Linked DNA regions of Homo sapiens: region 1 is linked to region 2. A link is a contact called in ENCODE Hi-C or POLR2A ChIA-PET data. All regions are on one chromosome and are shown on one strand. Each heading gives the region's core, a stretch centred on a gene start or an enhancer-like site at or near the end of the contact. The rest is flanking DNA. Distances are from core to core; before and after follow the strand shown.

Region 1 (6,793 bases), core at 1,956-4,455, 36 kb before region 2:
TTTTCTGGGCTTTTCTTTTTTGTGTAGGCCCCACAGCCTAACAGTGGAGTCACCTCATAGAGGGTGTTAAAAATGTAGACCCCAGGTGCCTTTTCCAGGAATTCAGATTCAGTAGCTACTATTCATTAAGCATTTACTAGACCAGGTATGTAATCTCATTTAATCTTTACAACATTCATTCCAGGAGGAATTCTTCACATTTTACAGAAGAGGTGCAGAAAAGTTGAATAATTTTCCCCAAGTTTCACAGCTTAATAGCACTGGGATTTGAACCCAGATTTATCTGAATCCAAAGCTGGAGCTCTTTTCATCATGCTGCCCTTTCCTTAATCCAAAACTCGACCCCTGTCCTGATGCCAGCCCACACACTGGCAATACACCAGGTCAGTTAGGCTGGTGATGGTTTTCTTTCCTGTGGACTTGGTTTGGGTCTCCCTTGGATATTTGTTCTTACGTCATCCTCTGGCCGAAAGCATTTGTTTCCAAAGACCAGTGTCTGCAGGAGGAGGTCTAAATTCCTTGGTTTGACATCCAAGGCTCTTTACAATTTGGCTTCCTCTTATTTCTTCTTCCTTCTCCCTCTCAGCTCCCTACGCAAGCCCTCAGCCCAGCTGGTCTGTGCTCTATCTTTTGAATGCCAAGAGGTTGTTACCATGGAGAAGTTTCTTTCTTTTTTTTAACGACCTGCCCTTCCACTCACTCTGGATCCTATTTCCTTGCGGTTAAAGACTTTTCTCCTTTGATATCCCCTTTTCCTTGCATTATTTATCTCCCTCTCTTTCTGCAGCATCCCTTCAGCAGGTGAAATGCTCCAAAGTCTCCCATATTGAAAAAACTCTTCCTTGAGCCCACATTTTCCTCTAGCTGTTGCATCATTTTCTATTCTGCATCTCAGCAACCCTTCTCAGAAGAGTTTTCTCCAGTGGTTGTCTCATCTTGCTCACTTCCCATTCACTCTCCAGCCTCCTACGGAAATCCTGCACATCAGGGTTACCAATAACTTTCATGCTGACAAATCCAAGATGCTTTCCTATGCTCCTCTTAAAGTCTCTGCAGTGTTTGACAGAGTGGCTACTCCTTTATGAAATGCTTTCTTCCCTTTACTTCTGATTCATTTGGGGATTAATTGCAGACAACAGAATCCACCCTAGCTAACTCAGGCTGAAAGGGATTTCAAAGAGGAAGTCTAGCTTTTATAAAAGGATTAGAAGTTTGGGAGGTCGAGGTGGATGAATCACCTGAGGTCAGGAGTTCGAGACCAGCTTGGCCAACATGGTGAAACCCTGTCTCTACTAAAAAAATACAAAAATTAGCCAGGCATGGTAACAGGTGCCTGTAGTCCCAGCTACTTGGGAGGCTGAGGCAGGAGTATCACTTGAACCTGGGAGTTTCAGTGAGCTGAGATCGTGCCACTGCACTCCAGCCTGGGCAACAGAGTGAGACCCTGTCTCAAAAAAAAAAAAAAAAAAAAAAAAAAAAAGATTGGAAGGAATTGGAGGTACATCGGATGGCTGTCACTCTCCACATATGACCCAGCATAAATGCCTGCTAGAATAACACAGAGGAACTGGCCCACCTCAGGCGCTACTGCCTCTGCTGTGCTTGGGATGCCTCACTACAACTTCTGGCTCCAGGTCCATGCTGCCCTGCTGCAGACCCTGCCAACTCAGCCAAGGCTCCACCCCAGCCTCTCTGAGGCTCCACTCACAGAGCCAGAGACTCTCTGGGACCCTCTGCTGAAAAACCAAATGCCCCCATGGCTGTGCTTGCCAGGAGGTGCAGTAGACCCATGCATGTCCCAGCCTCCAAATCTGCACCTGCTGGGAGAAAGCTAGGTCTGGTGCACATCTGAGCTAGAGAAGTGTCACATAGAGATATTCTTTAGCTTCCTGGCTTCTAGTGGGCAGTGAGGCACATGGCAAGGAGGTGGGAATGGAAAGGAGCGAGGCACAGATTCGCCAGCACCACATTCTTTCAATTTTCACCCTTTCTCAGAGTCCAGTTCTTCTCAGTCGCCCCGCGCAACTGATCTCTAAATATCAAAGGGCCTCAGAGCTTGATGCTCACCAGAGGGCTTGGGTGGTTGATCTGGAGCTGAGTGTGCTGTGTTCCAGATAGCGGCTCAAGATCCAGGCTTTGGGAAGTGGGGCAGCCACCAGCCAGGCCACCTGTGCCCACCTGAATGAGCTATATCCAAGGGCAATGGGAGAAATGTCCCTATTTCTGGCCACCATAGTAAACATCAGCCCTTTTTCACGCTGATGGACAGCCCACAAGTCTGATTTAACCTGAAGCGCTGTCCACTCTAAATGACCAGGCAGAAGCACTTGGCATGGCATCTGGATTTCATTTTGAGGTTGGGTTCAGAAGCTCAAATATAGGTCACCCTGAGATTATAAAATCAGATTGAAGGTTTCCTGCAGGCAGGGCTGGAGGCTGCCTTCTCAAGTCCCTATATCTAAGCAGCCACCAAGGGCTAAGGAAGATCAGAGAGAAGCCTTCAAATCTAGCCTGCAGTCTGCACCCACCCTTCCAGTCTTTCTTTAGGATCTGGACACCTCCCTGGGGAGCCTGCCAGTCCCTAGGGCATCAGGATGTTCAGCTCTCTGGGAGGTCAGAAAAACATCCCAACAGCTTGTCTCTCTGCTGAGAAACACACTGTCAGCCAAAGGCTGGACAAAACTCTGGGGCTGATCATTGCAAACATCAGAGTGCCCATTTACAGGCCAGCGAGTTCTTTATGGGCTTGGTTGAGCTCTCTGGAAAGCCCTGGAATGAATATCCACCAAGGGGCTCCTCTCTTGCTGTCTTTCTGTGGTCCCCAGTTCACCTCCTCCCTCTTGCGCTCCGCCTTTTCTTCTTTGGCCTTTGACTGCGATTTTCTTTGAAGAAAGAAATTACTTTGCCCCAGGAAACTCATTTATAGTGAAATAAGTGAAAGGTCTGGGCATCCGGCCCCATGTGGGGCTCGTTTTTGGGTTATTGCTTTAGCATGCCTTCATCTGGCTTGGCCAAGCTTGGAACCTCTCCCTGCCAGCATCACACCTGGCTTCAGCTGGAAGGGAAAGGACTTCAGCTTTTCATCTTCTGGGCCTCTTTGTTATTATTGGAGCCAAGGTTTGGCCTGGGATCAGACAGGGGGAGGGGACAGACAGTGGGCTGGGAACCAGAGCTGGAAACTGTCCCAGAGGCCTGGGAAGAAAAAGGGCTTCCTGTAGCTTTGGAGCGGCTGCTCCTCTTGAGTCAGGCCTGCAGCTCCCAGGCTGGTGGGGCTGAACTGCAGCCGGGCAGACCCCGAAAAGGATGACCCCCCTGGCCTAAGGGTTGTTGCTGATTTTAGATCCATAAGAAAAGGCCTTCTTAAGCCCCTTGTGATAAGAGATTTTAAGTGATTCCGCTTAAGTAAGAGATGCATAAAGATGTGAAAAAGCAAAAGGGTTAAGCTTTTAAAGCCATACGCTAAATTTCCTGAGTAGGGAGATTGCTTTGGGGGATGGTTTATAGGTTAACCGTTAATATTTTCTTAAAAGCTGGCTTATTTCTATCCCTTATTATTATTTTTTTAATGTAGCTTTGAGAAAAACCAAATTACCCTTTAGCATGCCTAAGAGGATTTTGTCTGTCGTACGTTTCAGGATCTTTATGGTGTGCATATCTACTGAAAACCATTTCCCATAAAAATACCAAGGGAGGGCATTGCGATGGGATTTTAAGCTTATTTAAAGTTAATTGCAGATTCATTTCACTGCACATTCATTGAGGGGTTTTCTTTCTTCATTATTAACATGAAGAAATGGCGGGGGCTCTGCCAAAAGTCTGAGAGGAGAGCGTGGCTGCTCTGAGAGTTTCCTGCGGGCAGCAGACGTCTGCCTAAGGACTGCCTTCTTGGGCTGCCAAGGTACTGGCTTATCCTTGGTTAGACGGGACTGAGGCACAGAATTGACAGCATGACTCGCTGGGGCATCCGTGGCTTCCGGCTCTCCCCGAACCTCCCTGCCTGCCTGGCTGGCAAACAGCACCACAATGAGGACACAAACAGCACGTTCAGGGTTGCTGAAGAATTAAAAGGCGGCTGAAAGCACAGACTGAAAGGGAGAAACGAGGTGTGCTAAAGTCTCCTGGGGGGAAACGGACTGTACAGCGGAGGCTCCACAGCAAACGTCCCATAGGGCCCCTCTGCTCTGCTTGTGTGTACTCAAGAACTTAGCGGGGTATCCACTAGCAGGAACAATTTGTTCATTCGTGTTAGGTAAGTTGAGACACTCTGAAGGTCTTTGCAAGGAGGCAATTATAACTACGGTTAGTTTCTTTGAACTTCTTGATTTGCTCACCCCATCTTCTATTGAGAGATGCTGAGATCTCAAAGATGCGTTCACTGGGGTTTGGCCTAGGTAAGTCTGTAGGTTCTGGGCATGAAAGAGGCCTTGGTGAGCCTCTGATCTACCTGTTTATTTTACACTGAGGAACCCAGAAGGGGTGAGGAACTTTCCCAGCATCATGCAGCTGGCTGGGGGAAAACCAGGAGGTGGGCCCCCAGCACCTGATTCCTAGTCAGGTGTGAGCCATTCCACGCTGATGCCAAGGGAAAACAAACTCTTAGATTGGAGAGCAGAGGACCGAGCCTGCCTGGAGCCAGGGACTACTGGGCAAGGCTGAGGAGAAGGCATGGCTCCTTCCTGTAGGAAACTTTGGGTGTGAGGGTGGTGCCCTCATTTGGCAAACTAAGATGACTGTTGGCCCAGTATTTCTTTAACTTTCTGGCTTTTCTGTGAATGGTTTATGGACCAGTTTTCTTACTGCAAAGCTACAAAGCAAATATATATATATATATATATATATATATATATATATATATATACACATTTATATAAAATATAAATAAAATATTATATATAACTCTCTCTCTCTCTCTTTCTATATATATATATATATATATATATATATCTCACTGGCCAAGCTGATTATGCGGCCTTTTCTCATGAGCATCTCATTGAGTTCTCACAATTCTATGAGGACAGTACTATTATGACCCCATTTTGCAGGGAGACCGTGGGCATGATGTGAGAGAGTCCACTCCTGCTACCACCCCACAGTTCCTGCCTTGCACAAGCCCTCAGTCCTACCTGGACAGCCCCAGTGGCATTTTGGCTTCCCTGGTATCAGTGTCAGCTCAGACCCCCCTGTCCAGAATTCCTCTAAAAGTCTGATTGTTCTCCTTTTCCAGTGCAGTTATCAAGTAACTGGCTGCAGGACTCTTTGGGAAGGGATCAGGAAATGATTTATCACATATACTTGTGATGGCATTACAGGGTCCTTCCTCGAGGGGATCTGGCCTCCCCTTCAAGTGGTGGGTCCCGTGTCTGTAAACTGACTTAGATCTGGAAGCTGTGTACAGAGCCATTGTACTCTACTGGGGCAGCTGATGGCAGCTTCTGCTTGCCAGCTCTCTATGGTTTTTGTTGTAGTTGTTGTTATATAAGTCAGATAGCACTCTTGTGCCCCTCAGAAGAACAGCACGATCAGTTGGCAATCACCAAGATTGCCGCAGGTCGGGGCGGCCTGATTGCCACTCCAGCCTTGCTGCCTGTTACAGTCATTCTGTTCACTTCCTGCTGCTGAGTAAATGCTCTCCTCAGCATCAGCCTGTCTGGAATCCTATCGCCCCCACCTAGGATTCTGGGCCCCCCAGGTCCACGGCAGCATCTGCGACCCTCAACCCTGTCCTGTCCCAGAAAAAACAGCCACCACCACTGAACTCCTAAAGGGTGCTGGCGGCCCCCTGTCCTGTGCCATTGTTATTGCCTTACAGGGGGCATGGGCTCTGGTTGCTTAGAGGAAACAAAGTGAGCTCTGTGCTTTCACATAACAAGTCCATTCTGCCATTCCCACCCTCCTGAGAATGCTATTCCTTTCTCAGTGTTACGCCAAACATCCCAGCATCTCCACCTCCTAGACCACAGAGTTTTTTTTTTCTAGTATGCTATTTATGTAATTTAAAAACACACACGTATAAAGCTCATTTTACCAGGTTGCATGCATGCAAATTTGAAGACTTATAGCAAAACTACTAGAGTGCTGGCCCAAAACAAGGGCTGAGGAGCAGAAAAGGTGCTAGTATCAGGGTTATGGGGCAAAAAGAAAAAAAAGAATGTGAAGAGAAATACCAGATAGAGCGGCCTTGCATGGGCCCATGAGCGTGTGCTGTGTACTAAGGAATAGTGAACAACTTACATCTGACAACCTTTTGAAAACTATAAGTCCAAACAAGACTCCAGGCCAACCCACAGCTGACTGGGCTCCACGAGACATGTCTCTGATTGTCGGGTGGGTTTGGAGGGCTGATTAGCACTCAAGGAGGTGGCAGTGGGTCCTTTGGGGTATTTGGGAGGAACAGGGGCAGCAGAGGTCCGTCTGGCTGAGGGTCTTCAATGGGAGAAGGGGACAGAGGGTGGAGCTCTGAGCTATAGTGGGGCAAGGGTGCTCAAATACTGAACCTGGAGGTCTATTCTGAGGGAGGGGCTTTGTACCCCTTCAAGCAGGGAGGTCCTCTGGATGGCCCAGCCCTGCAGCCCTAGAGGCCGAGTTGGCTAGAGTCTGGCATCCCACCTGGGGACAGTGGCTGGAGGTGGCCCTGTCCAGAGGGGCAGGGGCTGAGGAGTAGGGAAGTGGGGTCTCATGGGGAAAGGAAATAGGCTGAGGGCCAAGGCAGCTGGGTGCTGACTTCCCACGCAGGGGTCCTTCCTTGATTCCAGGCCTGAAGAAGCCATCAGTAGTATCTTAGGATTGGCTCCAG
Region 2 (7,470 bases), core at 2,519-5,018:
CAGGGCACTGTTGTGATTCACATTCTCCCAATCTGTAGCCCAGATCTCTGGAGATGGCTTCTAGGGTTGACGGATTACTATTCTGGGGCAGTGCTCCCTGCTGTGGGTAGTGCTTGGTTTTAGGATACACCCTAAATTAGATGTTTCAAGTTCAATTCCTGCTCAATCCACTGACTTCTCCTTGCTCTGCAGTCCTCCACCATGCCGGAATCCACTTGCATTTCTGGCAAGAAGGTTGTTTACGCTCAAGGTCTACAGGGATGGAAGTGGCACCCAGTGAGAGGGCTCTGCCGATGGAGCTGTGAAGGCGTCGACCTCATTCTGACGGGCTTGTTGAGACTGGTCAGCGCCTGGGCAAGAGGGCAGCTGGGATATGTCTATGCCATGTTTGACCCATGCTATTGTTTTTTCCTCCCTTTTTACTTTCTATCTGTACTCCTCTCCTTCTCTTCCACTCCATTCCCCTGCCCACCTCCACACTGAAAATCGAGGCCTTGGGAGGAGAGGTCAAGGGAGGAAAGAATTCTGGAAAGAATTCTTCCACACTTTATAACAAGGAGCCCAGGCACTAGTATTTTCCTCTTGCCATCGGCGGCCAGCCATAAAAAGGGTTGATCCATGAGTTGTTTCTCCAACTCTTCGAGCAGCTCAGTTCATGGCACTGCTATAGTTTAGACTAACCCGCTCAACATTGTTAGAAACATTTAGAAATGTCTCCCCCTTTGCCGCAATTTCCCTCTCTCTGCCGGTGTCTGCTCTAACAGCTGGAAGAAATTTCTCCTTCATCTGCTATATTCAGCCTTTCACTAAGCGCCATCAATTTTGCCTTTGAAATTTCTTTTGTACTGGTCTCCTTCTCTCCTTTCCACCGCTAATCCCGGGGCCTGTCTCTAGCCCTGTGATTCTGAACTGTTTAAGAACCTCCTGACAGAGCTCCCTGCCTCTGGCTTCTCCACCTTTGATCCATTCTGCACAGCCAAGACAGATTCATTTTTCTCAAGCTCTGTTTGCATCTTAGGAGGCCTCAGCTCAAAACCCCTAGGCTCTCTAATGTCCTTGGCATTGCCCAGACAGCTTTCACAGCTCCCTCTCACTCTACCTTCTTCCCAGATCGTGGCTGCTTTTGCCTCCTGTACTGTTGTAACAAATCACCACGAACTTGGTGGCTTAAAACAACGGAAACTTATTCTCTTACAGTTCTGTGGCCAAAAATCCACACTGAGTCTTATAGGCCTAGATCAAGGTGGCAGCAGGGCTGTGATTCCTTGGGAGGCTCCCAGGGAGAATTCTCTTTCCTGGCCTCTTCCAGCTTCTCAGGGCTGCAGGCATTTCTTGGCTTGTGGCCACATCACTCCAGTCTCTGCCTCAGTGGTCATATTGCCTTTTCTTCTCCCTGTAGTGAAATCTTCCCCTGCTTCCCTCTTATAAGATACTTATAATTACATTAGGAGCCCATCTGGATAATCCAGGGTAATCTCCCCATCTCAGAAGCCTTAACTTAATCACATCTGAAAAATCCCTTTTCCCATGTAAAGTAGTAGTTATAGGCTCCATGAAAGGGATGGGGACATGGATCTTTGGGGGGACCGTTATTCAGCCTCTCATCATGGCCAGCTTAATCCTTCCACTTCCCTACTCGCTACTACAACAAGTATCAGTTGAGTATCTACTATGTGCTAGGCACTGTTTTAGGCAATAGGAATCATAATGACTAATGAGCCTTTTCGGATTCAGTCTCCTGCAGGGTGAACTATCCCTTTCCTGAGCTCTTTACCTCTTAGAGCTTGGTATCATTACATAGCATGATCATCACATACTATGTATGTCTGTGTGTTTGACATGTGGTTCATAGCTGGTGAACGGTGCTCTTCGTTTCTATAGGCAGGTAGGATGGACGTGCTTCGTAGGGCCTTTCTCCGCAAGCCCTGACATACACAGCACAGAGATGGGACAGCCCCCTACTACATCCTGCCAGATGTTGCTGGCTTATTTTAAAATTAGAAACGCCTATACAGTACCATAAACCAGTGATGCCAACTGGTTTATACTCCATAAGTTTGTACTCTTGGAAGTGCTAGGGTTGGTTGCAGCCTAATATTTAGGAAGAGTTTTGAAAGGCACTGTGACTTGTAGCTTCACACCTGTCTTCTTAAAAGCCTGGCCCTTTCCCGATTTCAGGTTGACATGTGCCTCCTGCAGGCACTGACACTGAGGCCTTACCGGTGACTGTTTCCTTATTGGTAAGTGTGTTGCTTTCCTAGGTGGAAACTCTCTGAGGAAAAAGATCACGTTACACGCACACAAGCACACACATACACATCTTTGTAACTCTCTGGCCCCCCATTGGATCTAGCAAAGATAACTTGGATGCTAGATATTTGCATACCAGCCAGTGTTGTCCAGCACTTTCGTTCAACTCTTTGACAACTATCGTCACATTCCTATACTGCTTGTGCTATCATTTGATTAATGTTTGTATTTAATTTGTCTCAACTTTTAGCTTGTGTAAACTTATTTTAAAAGGAAGCATTTGCATCTCTACCATAAATAGAAGACCAGAGTCATTTATCATAAATAAAGCATAACTGTAAAAATAAAGATACTGAAAATGAAATAATGTTATTCCCCTAAGAATTAAACAATAAAATATTGAGTAATAAAATTGAGTTGATTCACAAAATTGAATTCATTCACAAAATGAGATCCTCAGTGAGAAAAATGAGCAGCCAGTAATAAAAAATATTAAGCTTGATGTCACTTGATTGGAGATGATAATGGGTTTCTATGTCAATTAAATTATAATGTTTGTTAGTTTTGATGGTAGCCAGCCCTGAGAATTCCATAGTTAGGAAGGGCACCTCACCATTACCCAGATGGTAAATTTTAAAAAGTTAAAATGCCGGCCGGGTGCGGTGGCTCACACCTGTAATCCCAGTACTTTGGGAGGCCAAGGTGGGCAGATCACAAGGTCAAGAGATTGAGACCATCCTGGCCAACATGGTGAAACACTGTCTCTACTAAAAATACAAAAATTAGCTGGGCATGGTGGCACACACTTGTAGTCCCAGCTACTCGGGAGGCTGAGGCAGGAGAATCACTTGAACCTGGGAGGTGGAGGTTGCAGTGAGCCAAGATTGTGCCACTGAACTCCAGCCTGGCCACAGAGCAAAACTCTGTCTCAAAAAAAAAAAAAAAAAGTTAAAATGCTTTAGTGCATATTTTTGGTACATTTGAAAGAACATATGTATTCATCACTTATGTAAAATTATGAACTATAATTATTTTATTTTATGTTTTTTGAGGTGGAGTCTCCCTCTATTGCTCAGGCTGTAGTGCGATGGTGCGAACTTGGCTCACTGCAGCCTCCACCTCCTGGGTTCAAAGATTCTCTTTCCTCAGCTTCCAGAGTAGCTGGGACTACAGGCACGTCCCACCATGTCTGACTAATTTTTGTACTTTTAGTGGAGATGGGGTTTCACCATGTTGCTCAGGCTCATCTTGAACTCCTGACCTCAGGTGATCCACCTACCTTGGCCTCCCAAAGTGCTGGGATTATAGGTGTGAGTCACCATGCCCGGCCTGAACTATAATTATAAAGTCAACTTGTGAACTCACTGCCCACCTTAAGAACATTACTAATAACTGTGTGCTCCTCTCTGATCTCAGCCCATGGCTCCCTCCCTTCCTCAGATAAGAGTTACTCTGAATTCCCTTGCATTTAAAAATAACCACCTATGACGTTCTTAAACAGCATATTGTTTAGGTTTGCTTAATAAAAATGCTGTCATACTGTTAGTATCCTCTAGGAGACTAGATAAATAAATTACGGTCTACGTTGTACACAGCAGATGTTATTCCAGGTGAAAATGAACACATCAGACTGCACGTGACAGCTTGGATGGATCTGTGTGAGGCCAGAAGCTGGTCTCCAATGCTCATTCTGCTCAGGCCAACGGCTTTCACCTCTGCCTCAGGAAATGGAATTTAAAAGGTGGATGAAATTAAAAGGGCTCTCCTTCCTCCACCTTTAACCCCAGTTACTTCTTGTTCAGAGAGTCACCATAGCTGCCTGAGACTGATCTCCTTGGAAAGGCCTGCTTTGAAAGGTTGGCCCTTGGCTGGCATCTGGGAACTTGGATTTCAGGAGGGTTTCCACCATTCCCTAATAAGAATGGCTCACTGTGCCTAAGCTGTCCCAACAATATGCTTTATGTGGAACAGCGCTGTCCTTCTGAGAGTCTGGAATTGCGGTATGTGCTGGACATAGGGGTGCCTATGTAACCAGCTCCCCCTCTAGTGGCAACAGAAACCCTGGGCACAGAGTCTTTAATGAGCTTCCTTGGTAGACATTTGACATGTGTTCTCACTACTCCTTGCTAGAAGAATTAAGCTTGTCTTGTGCAACTCCCTGGGAGAGGATTCTTGGAAACTTATTCCTGGTTTCCTCTAGACTTTGCCCCAAGGGCCTTTCTCTTTGGGGATTTGGCGCTGTATCTTTTTGGTATAATAAATCATAGCCATGAGTGTGACTCTTTGCTGAGTCTCCTGAGTCCTCCAAAGAAATGTCAAACCTAGGTGTGGTCTTGGGGACCCCAACCCTCCTCTGAACCCTCTGTTTTTCCACACCACTGGGAGCCACTGAATAGAGGAGCTTGTGCTTTGCACTTTATACTTTAGAGGCCCCTGCATATCACACACACACACACACACACACACACACACACACACACACACACACACACACACACACTAAAGAACGCATGGCTGCCTCGACACTTAGAATCTGAAGCTCAATGCTAGCCCAGCACAACCTGCAACTCTAAGGACCAGCTCTCATGACTATGACCATTCAGACCCCAGGGAAACCCTTCCGCACATTTCTTGCCTTGGGTCCTGGAAAACTGCATCAAACACCATGAAGGCTGTGTGTTGTTCACTCCAACAGCCTCAGAGACACTGCTTCGGAGAACAGGGAGAATTTGAGCAGAAGTGCTTGGGTAAGAGAAAAGGCAAATTAATGAGTTTGTCAAATCCTTCCTCTCAGCTTGAATGCAATAGATTCTTGTATAACAAATTATTGTTTCCCAGTAGTGCCAAACATTCATTTTCTTGCTTCTCTGCATGTTCTAATTCCTGGTTCTGGAGATAAGAATGAACACAGAATTCACAACACTTGCATATGGATGCTGAGGCATATTTTGCAATAATCAATGATTCGTATTACTCTTAAATTACTATGTATGCAGCTCAAGACGTGACGTGTAAAGTGTAACATTGGCAAACATATATTGAATACTAGAATTGTAAATTTTTATTTGTATAAAAATATTTAATATCTAATTTTAAATGTTTGTTTCAGCTTTAAGTACCTTTGGTTAAAAATATTCATATCCATTAATTATGATTTATATTTTGCTTTTTATAGCAATTTAGAATATTTTAGAAGAAAAATAACTTGCTGAAATCATATTTGAAAAATATTCAATTTGTACATAACTTTAAGATATTTAAAAAATAAAAGTATAATCACAGTTTATTCTCTTTGAATACAGTTATACTTTATTTTTAAATCTTTGACAATTATTATCAATGGAACAAAGTTTTGTAAGGATTAATGTACTTGAAGACTTTGCTAAAATGAAGGCAAAAAGTGTATATTAATATGAAATAATATATGGATTATGTCTCTATTTTATTACTCATCCAAATATCAACAGCCCATCCATCAATGGGCTGCACAGACATGTACAATAATTGAATCCATCTTTGATATTGCTAAGACTTTCAGTCGTATCTAAAAACCACAACTTTATTCATCCTTTAAAATTGTTATGAAGGTATTTGTGGGTCAAGGTAGCAGCAGAACATCATGTGTTATGAGATGGCAGCCTGAGTGGTAACTCACACATGTAGACACATGGTATGTGGTCCCCATTTGTCAATTTCCCTGGCCCCTGCCAATGTTTGGGCTGTTTGGGCAGGCCTGCGTACTCTCTTCATTTTTTTTTTTTTTTTTAGATGGAGTCTCTTCTCTATAGCCCAGGCTAGAGTGCAATGGCGCGATCTCGGCTCACTGCAACCTCCACCTCCAGGGTTCAAGCGATTCTCCTGCCTCAGCCTCCCAGGTAGCTGGGATTACAGGCGTATGACCCCATGTCCGGCTAATTTTTTGTATCTTTAGTAGAGACAGGGTTTCACTTTGTTGGCCAGGCTGGTCTCGAACTCCTGACCTCATGATCTGCCCACCTTGGCCTCCCAAAGCGTTGGGATTATAGGCATGAGCCACCGTGCCCGGCCCTCTCATCTTTACGCATAGCCAGAGAAGGATGTGGTTCTTGGCATGGCAGAAGGCCTTGGAGCAGGATGCCGGGCAACTGTGCAGACCAGGCCACGGCTGCCTTGTATACGTGTCACTGGAGCGAAGGCCACGCCGAGGCCAAGGAAGGGAGAAGTCCTGGGAGTCACCCCAAGGTCTTTGTGAGAGGCCCAGGGAAGCTTCCTCATGCACATTCTAAGGTCCCCCAGCAGCACAGGGCCCTGCCCACCACACTCACAAACATGGATCCTGTGGAACACGCTGCAGTGTGAGGCTTGGGTGAGAGGATTGCAATTTTAGCTCTGCCACTTTCTTCCAAAGTCACTCTGAACGAATCCACTTGACCTCTCGGATCTTGTTTCTACATATGTCAAATGGGAATCCTAATTCTCATTTTCCAGGGCTGTTGTGCAAACTGGGGATATGTATTTAAAGTATATCACATGGCCCCTGGGATGTGGCTTAATACCTGCTAACCAATAATCTAGCACAGGGAAACTGAGAAAATATGTTAAATGAGAAGCTATGGTCATCCTGGCAGTTAGTAGCAGAAAGAGCCCAGGCATTTGGAGGCCCAGTCTGATGTTCTTTACCTTTCCAAGCCCTGGAAACCCACATGTGCTCTGCCACCCATTTGCTCTCCCACCCAGCCCCGGGTTCGAGGTGGTGGCTGTCCTCTGAGCTGCGAGGTGTCCAGGTCCGAGCACCAGCTCACTTTCCTCAGGATCTAGCTCTGAGGATTTACAGCCAGGCTGGGCGCCCACTGGAGGTCCCCTTACCTGTAAGTTATTCCACCGGTAATTAGATTTCTTTCTGTTGTGGGAAGCCAGCATGTGTAAATCCACAGAAACCTGTGACCAGATGATATAAGGGTCACCTGAGCCTCCGTGCTGCCTAAAATGCATCTTCCAGGAAAATGATTTCTCTGGGCACATAAGTTACTGCGTTCCCAGGACAACTGTAGCTCAGGCTCTGACCATTCCCGTAATGCTGTGTTCAAGTGATGTAGTGTTCACAGCTCTCTCGGCAGCCCTCTTGCTCCCCTGCTGTCTGAGTGGAGGAGCCTCCAACACTGGCTGTCGCTGGATACAATAAATGGAAAGGGAGGAAGGACGGGGGAGGGAACTGCTTCCTCGGCAGCCCACCTTCCTGCC

Evidence for each region. Hi-C counts contacts between places; a loop is a spot of excess contacts on that map. ChIA-PET counts read pairs that join two places held with the same protein, here RNA polymerase II (POLR2A). Pooled maps may share reads with other maps.
Region 1: a map of psoas muscle shows a loop between it and region 2 (5-fold over the local background). The contact joins two enhancer-like sites. A Hi-C loop is called at or near these places in 2 of 168 maps with a recorded cell type or tissue (lower leg skin and psoas muscle) and 4 of 50 pooled maps. POLR2A ChIA-PET finds 5 or more read pairs at or near these places in 4 of 52 experiments (AG04450, BJ and activated CD4-positive, alpha-beta T cell).

The regions. Positions count from the first base shown.
Region 1 is chr15:70,602,068-70,608,860 of GRCh38, reverse strand. No RefSeq gene overlaps it. Among named protein-coding and RNA genes, the nearest start is that of SALRNA3, 10 kb to the left of the region's middle. RefSeq lists an enhancer at 5,672-6,172. Within about 2 kb of position 3,205, at least 12 of the 41 ENCODE cell types and tissues checked have a DNase peak (open chromatin) inside an H3K27ac peak, as active enhancers do.
Region 2 is chr15:70,566,154-70,573,623 of GRCh38, reverse strand. It overlaps LINC02204 (long intergenic non-protein coding RNA 2204), which reads left to right. Exons shown (of 2, transcript NR_135691.1): 2 at 193-2,666. Among named protein-coding and RNA genes, the nearest start is that of LINC02204, 17 kb to the left of the region's middle. Within about 2 kb of position 3,768, at least 2 of the 41 ENCODE cell types and tissues checked have a DNase peak (open chromatin) inside an H3K27ac peak, as active enhancers do.